Linked DNA regions of Homo sapiens: region 2 is linked to region 1. The links are chromatin loops, found by intact Hi-C in ENCODE. Cell type or tissue: Caco-2. All regions are shown on one strand.

Region 1 (5,000 bases):
TGCACAATTCAGTCCATAGCATGTGCCATCATGTGGATTTAAACATTTTATTTAACCTGCTTGCACTTTACTAATCTTCTTGAGTCATTTAGTTTGATGTCTCTTACCACAGTTGGGGAGTTTTAAGTTATTACTTCTTTAAGTACTTTTCAGCCATGCCTCCTTTGTCCTCTTCCTCTTGGACTTCATTACAGAAATGTTACACCTTTTGCTATAGTCCACAGACCCTGTGGCTCCATTCACCTTCTTCTCTTTTCTTGCTGCTGTTTAGATTGGGTAATGTCTATCTTCCAATTAATTGATTTTTCTCCCCCTCTGTGTCCTCCATTCTGCTGTTGTGCCCATTCACTGCGATTTTTATTTTGGTTATTGTAGTTTATCAGTTATTCTGTTTTTTTTTCCCATTCTTAAAATGTCATTTTTGTTCTTATTTATATTTTCTTTTTAGTTGCAGAGACTTTTATTTCATTGCTGAGACTATACTCCTTGAAGCACTTTTTTTGTTTGTTTGTTTGTTTGTGACAGAGTCTAGCTCTGTCACCCAGGCTGGAGTGCAGTGGTGCGATTTTGGCTCACTGCAACCTCTACCTCCCGGGTTCAAGTGATTCTCCTGCCTCAGCCTCCCAAGTAGCTGGAATTACAGGCACATGCCACCATGCCAGGCTAATTTTTGTATTTTTAGTAGAGACAGGGTTTCACCAGGTTGCCCAGGCTGGTCTTGAACTCCTGACCTCAAGTGATCTGCCTGCCTTGGCCCCCGCAAAGTGCTGGGATTACAGGCATGAGCCACTGCCCCTGGCCTGAAGTGCTTTTAAAATGACTGTTTTAGGGCCAGGGGCAGTGGCTTATGCCTGTAATCGCAGCACTTTGGGAGGCTGAGGTGGGCAGATCACCTGAGGTCAGGAGTTCGAGACAAGCCTGGCTAACCTGGTGAAACCCTGTCTCTACTAAAAATACAAAATTAGCTGGGCATGGTGGTGCGTCCCTGTAATCCTAGCTACTCGGGAGGCTGAGGCAGGAGAATTGCTTGAATCCGGGAGGCAGAGGTTGCAGTGAGCCGAGATTGCACCATTGCACTCCAGCCTGGGTGACAAGAGCAAAACTCTGTTTCAAAAAAAAAAAAAAAAAAAAAAGTATGTAATTCTAACATTTCCATCATTTTACTATTGGCATCTATTGATTGTCTCTTTTTATTCATTTTGAGATCATCTCAGTTCTTGCTATGATGTGTTTCCATTGAAACCTGGACACTTTGGTTATTATTTTGAGACTCTGGGTCTTATTTAAACTTTCTGTTTTACTTGGCTTTGTCTGACACTTCTCTGTCGGGGAAAGGTGGTTGGGGGAACCACCTCCTTACTATTTCATTCAGGTAAAAGTCTAGGTTCTCTACTTGGCCAATATTGACACATGAGGGTGGGGCTTGTTACTGTTGGGCAGAGTTTGGAGGTCTGGCTTCCTATGAGGCCTCCATTGATACCTCCCTATCTAAGAGTGAAAGAAATGCCTTGTTACTATTCCCCATGTGGCCTCCATTGATACTGTGATGATAATGGTGGAATTGCCTCATTATGTTGGGTGCTGGCAAAAGTCCTGGCTCTCTACTAGGACTTCATTGACATAACCCCGAGGGGATGGGGAGTGGTGATTTGTTTCTGCTGAATAGAAATAAAAATCCAGGCTCCCCATGTGGTCTCAATTGACACCATGGAGGTGGAGGGTTTTGTTGTTACATGGCAGAGATGAAAGTCCTGGCTCCTGGCTTGGCCTTATCTGATACCACTCAGGCTGGCAAGTTGAGACCCCATTATAGCCTAACAAGTGTGAGGGTCTATGTTCCTCAGTTGTTCTTCACTGGACTGGGTAGATATGGGACCACACTCTTTCTGTGATGTTTGGCTGGAGTATGGAAATTGCTTTGTGAAAGTTTTTTGTCTTCCTGGTTCTTTGACTAGAGATAGCAGGCCTTCTATGGGGCTTTTTGTCACATTACCAATTTATTCAATACTTAGTCTGAGATATGCGATACAAAACAAAAACACAGAAAACTTATTGCTGTGTCATTCTTTAGATCTCAAGGTCCTGAATTAGTATACATTCTCCTATCATTTCTTATGGTTGTTTTATATATAGTATAAAAACAACCATATACATAATAAAAATACACATAATAAAATATTTAAAAAATCTTATGTTTGTTTTATATATAGTATCTAGAGTTTTTAGTTGTACTTAATAGAAGGAATAGAAACAAGCATGTATACTCTATTCTCCCTGAAACAGAAGTCTGTGCACTTGTTTCAAAAACACCAAAGCATTTGATAAGTGTATGAGAAATGATGGTCAATTACAGTATAGGCTCATTTTGGAAATACGAAGGTTCCCAGGGAGCTGTCCAGGGTGCTGGACTCTCCTTAAAGCTCTCAGACTCAGTGCATGAGAATTTTCCATTTCTCTGTCTTCTAATTTCTTCTTCTGTTTAACCTTTTTAAATACCAGCCTCTAACTACTCTGCTCTACCCTTCCATACTCAATGTCTAACTGCTGCCTGGTGAATTTGTGGTTAGTTGGCCCTTAATAACTAGTGATGCATTGGCTATTTTTGACAGTAATTTTTATTTGCTATCCATTCTAGCTATTCGCTAGTCTGGCTGAATCCTTGGGAAATTCACAACACTGTCATAGTCTTCAATTGCTTGTGTCACTGCCACCTCTAGCCATTAAGTTGCTCTGTTTTGTAGAATGGTAGAAAAAGTCCTCCGGAAAAATGCAAGGCAGCAGAGAGGCCCCTCCCTCAAGATCCTAATAGTGTCAGAGGGAAACTAGAATTAGCTATGTAACTAGGGGAAATTTTCTCACATCATTTATCTATACTACATTTACTATTCTTTGTTTTTACAATATCTATTGTAACAGAAAATAAATAATTGACCAGTCTGTGTTTTGTTTTCTTTTTCTTTCAGTATTTGCAGAGAAATAACTGTAAAACATTTTACTTCATTCTATTAGAAATATTGAAAGGGGATGATGCAGCCATGGCAGAAAAAGGCATTATTCCCCTTTAAGAGAAATTTCTCTCAGACATAGAAAAAATACAGCAGTCTCCTATTATGAGTTGACCTTGGAGCCAAGAAGTAGTAGTTATTCCCTCCATCCATTCCATTACTAATACAGCAGGCAAAAGTCAGAAAGATTAGTTTCAAAATTTCTATAAACTCGAAGTAAAGTTTCAGCTGTCTTCCTTTATCTGACAGTGTTTTTACTGGTGGTACTTTTAAGACTTAAACCAACCATAGGCAACTATTTTCTCTTCTTGAGCTTTATGGGCATCTTTTATAGAAACTTTACCTAGCTGTCAGTCTATTAACTCCCAAGTATTTAGTTTGATTCATCGGATTGCGGATATTTCTAAAAGGTACCGCAAAAATACATGGGCCTGAGAATCCTCAAGGGGGTTGGATTCCAGTGAGCTAGTGAAGGATCTTCAAGGTGTTTATTGAGCACTTATTCCCTGGACTGTGCATGATGCTGTATAGGCATTATTAAGTTAAACCTGACAATTCTCTAAGTTATGGACTTAGTATGTAATTGATGGTCTCTGTCTTCAAAGTGGAAATACACTCTCCACTGTGTTTATGAAAATCACTAAATGACTGCCTGGCTGGGTGTATGCAGTCGGTTTCTCTCTGATTACCAGTGATAGATTATCATGATTAATCCTCACCATTTCCCATTCTCCTCTGCACCCTCCCCCAATTTTTATGATGAAAACCATCTTCATCTGTTTGTGCTGCTATAATAACATACCTGAGACTGGGGAATTTATAAACAAGGGAAATTTATTTCTCACAGTTCTGGAGGCTGAGAAGTCCAATATCAAAGTGCTGGCAGGTTCAGCATCTGGTGAGGACCCTGTTCCCTGCTTCCAAGATGGTGCCTTCTTGCTAATCCTCTGGAGGTGACAAATGCTCTGTCCTCACACGGTAAAAGGTGGAAAAGCAAAAAGGTCTAAGTTAGTTCCCTCCAGTCATTTTATAAAGCACTAGTGGGGTCCCAAAATGCCACTTTTTATTTTTTTTGGGATGGCGTCTTTCTCTGTTGCCCAGGCTGGAGTGCAATAGCGTGATCTTGGCTCACTGCAGCCACCGCCTCCTGGGTTCAAGTGATTCTCCTGCCTCAGCCTCCTGAGTAGCTGGAATTACAGGCACCCGCCACCATGCCTGACTAATTTTTGTATTTTTAGTAGAGACATGGTTTTGCCATATTGGCCAGGCTGATCTTGAACTCCTGACCTCAGGTGATCTGCCCTCCTGAGCCTCCCAAAGTGCTGGGATTACAGGCGTGAGCCACCACGTCTGGCCCAAAGGCCACTTTTTAATACCATCACAATGAGGATTAGATTTCAACAGTGGAAGGTGGAAAAGCAAAAAGGCCTAAGTTAGTTCTCTCCAGACCTTTTATAAGGCACTAGTTGGGTCCCAAAAGGCCACTTTTTAATACCACCACAATGAGTATTAAATTTTAACATAAATTTTGGAAGGGACATAAACATTCAATTCATAAATCAAAGGCAGATATTATGCTCCTTTGCTTGAACAAATAGCCAGTCTCTGGCAATGGACCATTTTCTAACTTGTATAAAGCTGGCTGGCCCACATAAGGATTCAATCTATAACTCATACTTAACTTCTTGATCTAACCAGCTAAACTATTCATTATAGTTAAAAAGGCAATACACAATAGAGGAACATACTCACTAGTTTCTAAGTTTTAATAATTTTTAATGCCTTGACTAGATCAAACTAGTAAGATACAGAGCCTGCATTCGATTCCAGGTTTGCTGAATTCCAATGTTGTACAGCTTTAAAAAGGGAATTATTGCATGCTTTAAAATGGTGTTTCTGTCTCACTGCATGTGGTGAGTGATGAATCACTGAATGGATGATTAACTGTTCTGAATGGTGCGGTTTATTACACATTGTACATTGTGTGCTATGCAC
Region 2 (5,000 bases), 120 kb after region 1:
CTTTTGTTTAAATTTTTGTTAAATTCTATGGAGTACAGAGAAGTTGATGGCTTCAGGCACAAGTGAGAAAGTATTTTAATCTTCTTACATTTTTAGGCCATGTCCAAATCATTTGTTTTTTCACTTTATTTTATTTGAATATAATTTAGGTTTTCTTTCTCATGGGGTGAATGAAAATAAACACTTTAGAAATGTATAAATCAGTGTGCATTTATTGGAGTATGGCCAATAACTTTAGATAATGAAAAGGATGATTGAGCTATTTAATATGTTGATTTAAGTAATGCTGGGTGATGAGTGGTAGTGACAAGGCTCTTCTCTTACTAGGATATCACATGAACAGGTTCTGTCCTAATTCTGCCCTTGCCTAGTACATATGGGTGACTAGAATTTGGTGAGAGGGGGCTGTCTGCTGAGCTACCCCAACTGTGGTTACAGCACAGTTACAGAGATGGATTTTTAAGTACACTTGTTTTCCCTGTCATTTGTCATGAAACAGACTCCCTATGCTCATTATCAAAAAGCCCATATGCTATCTTCAGTTCACATTTTGCTCACCTCTTTCTCTTCATTGCATTAGTCAAGTTCAGAAACTAGACTGTCAGCTGCCAGACAGGCTGCTGTTTCTCTCAGAGATAGGTGAAAACCATTTAGGAATTCATTATCAAAGTGTACAGCCCAAGAAGGTGTTTTTGCCTTCAATTCAATTATTCCAAAGAAGCACACGATAAAGAAAAGTACTCAGGACAATTAGATGGACTATCTAGACGTCAAAAATCAAATTTTTACCTTTGCAAATGCAGGTTCATATTCTGTTCTTAAGTCATCAGAGGGAAACATATGATGTTCACTGTCAGTTTAGATTGTCAGAAAAAGCTTGTTCAAAATCTGTAAAGTTGTCACTCCTCATGTATTTTCACTCAAGAAACCAGGGATCCAACTTCCTGTGCCTAAACTCTCTGCCTAGACAAATGGATCTTTTGGGAGGTTAAGTATGTCTTAGAAGAATATCTGAGCTGGAGTTGCAAATAGAGGAATCATCTTTTGTTAAGTTGTTAGAACCTAGATAACATAGAAGATTACTCTATGGGGTTTGAAAAAACTAAGACATGATGCCCTCTCATGAGACCTTTACAGTCTATTTGGGGAGTTAAGGCATATATGCCCAGAACTTTATTTTCAGTGGTTCTTGGCAATTTTAAAGTTCCGGTAGTATAGTACAAGTACCCAAATGTGATGCCCACAATGAGGGCTGTGGTAAGTCAGAAAAGAGGCTGGGTTTTGGTTTCTTAGGAAATGGTAATTTACATGGAGTCTCACCCACCTGGAAGGATTGCAGTCTTTATGTTTAGCATCACTTTTTGTCATTTAAATTTCTCTCTAGGTGGGGATCTAATCCAGTCCGGAGTTACAGGAGCTAGAGGTGATCAGAAAGTGTGCCTAATTTGACTTTTGCTCCATATGTGACATAAAATAGAAAAAAAGTGAGGTCCCCAAAGAAAAGGTAGCTTGAGAACCAATGAGAGTGTCTCTCCATGAACTGTCAAAACCTCTGGGATCCAGCAGAAACAGGGTTTGATTTAAGCTGTTCCTGGGTACAAAATGCGAGCTCTTACTTGGCATTTATCCTTGACACATATGGGAGCAGGCTTTACCAGAGGCAAGAATTCAATCAAAAGTCAGGCTTTTTGAATTTAGGTCTTTCTCTTTTCTTCTGCTATAAAATGGTGAGATCATAGCCCATGCCCTAATTGGTTCACAGATGGATACATCCTGAGGCAGGTGGGGGTAATCCTCAAGTTTTCCTACACCAAAGCATACCCCAGAACAAAGAACTACTCGTTCTGGAGGTGAAGATAAGGCCTGTGATGGGTTGTCCCATTTGATCACTGTGGATTTCCTCTCTGTGATATCTTCTGCTCCCCTGGAATCTAGTATTGAGGAAAAATAACCTTAATCAGGAACTGTCACTCTTCTTCAAAGAGTAGGACAGTCAACTGGCCTCTAGCCTATAAAGAAATATTCCTTTCAGATAGACTCTAGTATATAATATCATTCTGCTATTCATCAGGAAGTGGCTGAATAATTTATTATACAACTTGTCTATAGATCAGAGTAGATGAATAATAAAATCTTTAGTATGTAAAAACCTTACAAGAAAGTTGAGACTTATGGTAGCAAAGGATCCAGAAGGATTGGGTCATTTTGTAGTTATTAGTAAACATATGTCTGTGATAAAGACCACTTTGGCAAACCGAGGTATCTCTCTACCCATCATCCTGCTTCAGGAGAACTTGGGCTCTGATAAGTATGTACGTAATGATCAAATCCCCCACATTTACCAACCTGCTCCAGTCATCATTGTGGTAGATGTGTGCACGAGAAAAATGCTCATTTTATTCCATTCCATGGATACTTACATTCTCTGCGTGTTTATTTAGGAAGCATTTTATTGAAATGATTCCTCATTATGTGTAACTTAATACCATTTATTCATTAATTTATTTACTCAGTACACATTAATTGAGTACATACAATGTGCCTGGTGCTGGGAAAGCAAAAGAAAAAACCACCATACTTATCCTCAAAGTCATCTCAGTCTATTTGTAGAGGTGAATAATAAATGACTGTAATACATGGTGAGGAAGACCACCATTAAGTCAGAAATTGCTAAAGGAGTTAGCAACTAACTGTCTAAGATGATTGGGAGCATTCACAGAGAAGGTTATATTTGTTGAGGACCTTGAAGGAGTAGGAGTTGCCTAGGTAAATCAAGGAAATAAAGGGAATAAATATCAAAGGACCCACATGTATGAAGACACAGAAGACATAGCTTTAGAGAAGTTTAGAGATGTTTGTAGAGCATGCTGGAACACAAGAAATGCTTTTGGAAAGACTCTGTAAAATATTTATACCCTAATACTAGGTATGCAACAGTGAACATTTAAAGTTTATTGAATTAAGTCAACCAAAGAAGACCCAAGTTGTGGGATTCAAGAATAGCAAGGCTCTTTCAAATGCCTCTGAAACAGTTGGGGGTGGACCTCTCCATGGTGCTGAAACATCCCCTGTTCAAGCCTTCCTATCTATCTGGATTATTGGCTCCTTTCCATGTTCCTAACCCTCATTCTGCATGCAGTAATTACTTGATTGACCATTTCACTCACTGGCCCTGCCAGGACCTTGCCTTGGATACTACCTGTCCAATGGTGAGCTTATTATTCTTTCCTTTAACCTGCACAGACCCTGGATGGGCATTTGATCAACTGAAATAATTAATGGGTAGAAACAGATATTGTCAGTGAAGTCCTTTAACTTCTTTCTGCTTGCTTTTCTCCCAGATATTTTAGCATTTAATTAATCTGGATGCAATTTATTAGTTGCTTGGGTTGGAATTTCTTTAGCCTTTTAGCCCAGATCACATATACTTATTACGTATTTATTGGAATTTTCAGGAAACTGTAGTTCAAGGTGAAACTTTGAAGATAGACTCAAACAATGGGCATGTCTCACAATGATACAGAGGACTCAGATAAAGTTGGTGGAATAGAGTGGAAAGAATACTGGATTTGAAATTAAAAGTTCAAATCAGGGTTTCACCACTTAGAAGCTGGGTAAAGTCATTTAGTTTATTTTGAAGCCTCAGTATCCTTATTTGTAAAATGTAGACAGGTTATTCCCTGTATACTCACAAACTTGTGCTAAGACTCAAATATTCTCATGTTTGTGAAATTAGTTTGAAAGTGATGCAGTTGGGAACGATTACTGGATAGGTTGGAAGGTTGTCCAACTGGTGCCCCTCATGATGGGAAGAGACAGAACACTGCGAATTAGCACAGTGAAAGTTAGGAGCTGTGAAGACCCTAGGGGGCAGAGGAGGTACAGGCATTAATATTATGGTGCTGAGAAGTTAATATCTTTCTTTTTAAAAAATAGCTCGGCATAGAAGCTGTCAGTAGGGCTTTCTCCCCGGTCAGATTTATGACTTCTGAATGACATTGTTTTACTTTGCCATTTGGAGGATAAACAAAGCTGGAGAGAACAAAAGTTTTATTTTCCTATCAGTGACAAATACATAGCAATCAATGTAATTGAAGTTCAAGTGGAATAATTTATGGGGGATCCATTGCATGCTCCTTTGTGTACTCTGTCTGTCTGTCTCTCTCTCTTCCTCTATCCCCACTCTAATTCCTTTCACCGTCATTTATTTCTGCCTCTTTCTGGTATTCAGTCCTGTATATATTAAAAGCATAAGCCAATTAGAAAATAATTGCTGTTACTCTGCTTGGCCCATCTTTCTTGATGTTTAGGTTAGTTTGGCATTTTATTCTCTCCAAAGAATGTATTTATTCAAAAAAGACATCTACCACATTTAATGCGGGCCATTTAGATATTAATCATCAAAGGTAAACGATGAAGAAAAATTTTAGTCTTTAATTCTTTTCTTAAAAGTCACATATACAGAGAGCTAATTGACCCATGCTATGCAGAAGTGCTCTGCCTGAAGCCCAGGGTTAATTTTTACAATGGCCACTTAGCCAATTGAGGATGGTTAAGTGAGCAATATTTTATAGACTCTTGTATTAATTATTTTGGGGGATGGATATAAGTTTGTGGATGGGGAAAACACTCTCAGATTATTCTAGGGGAGATGAATGATATATCTTTACAAAAACATATAAAAACCTTAATTTCAGTGAATGGTTTATAATGTAAAATACCACAATGATATATAACTGGATAAGAGGGCTTCTCTGTGAGTAGAGCTTATCTGTATATCCTGATGAAATTTAAAAAAAACCCCATGGAATATATGTTTTTGGGGGTTAACAAAAGGAAACTTGGGAACCAAGAAAAAGGAAGGATGTAAATTAACTTATTGTTGTCCTTTATTGTTTGAAAAATTCTTATCATAAAGGATGGTAGCCCACTGATTTTTAATTTCACTGATAAGTGAGCAGGAAGGAATAGGTAAGAGATGAAGATGAATGATTTAGGTC

Evidence for each region. A loop is a pair of places that touch in the nucleus more often than their neighbours do. Peaks named below come from ENCODE experiments on the same cell type or tissue, not always from the same donor. Only the 100,000 strongest peaks of a DNase experiment are listed, where the experiment ranks them.
Region 2: a loop joins it to region 1, with 18 times the contacts of the local background. A loop is called at or near these places in 1 of 110 quality-filtered maps.

What each region holds. Positions count from the first base shown.
Region 1 is chr14:78,397,104-78,402,103 of GRCh38, forward strand. All of the region lies in intron 4 of NRXN3 (neurexin 3), which reads left to right. Among named protein-coding and RNA genes, the nearest start is that of NRXN3, 230 kb to the left of the region's middle. RefSeq lists an enhancer at 1,627-1,796. In Caco-2, no CTCF peak of the experiment used is centred here; no DNase peak of the experiment used is centred here.
Region 2 is chr14:78,517,001-78,522,000 of GRCh38, forward strand. All of the region lies in intron 4 of NRXN3 (neurexin 3), which reads left to right. Among named protein-coding and RNA genes, the nearest start is that of NRXN3-AS2, 190 kb to the right of the region's middle. In Caco-2, no CTCF peak of the experiment used is centred here; a DNase peak (open chromatin) is centred at 3,061.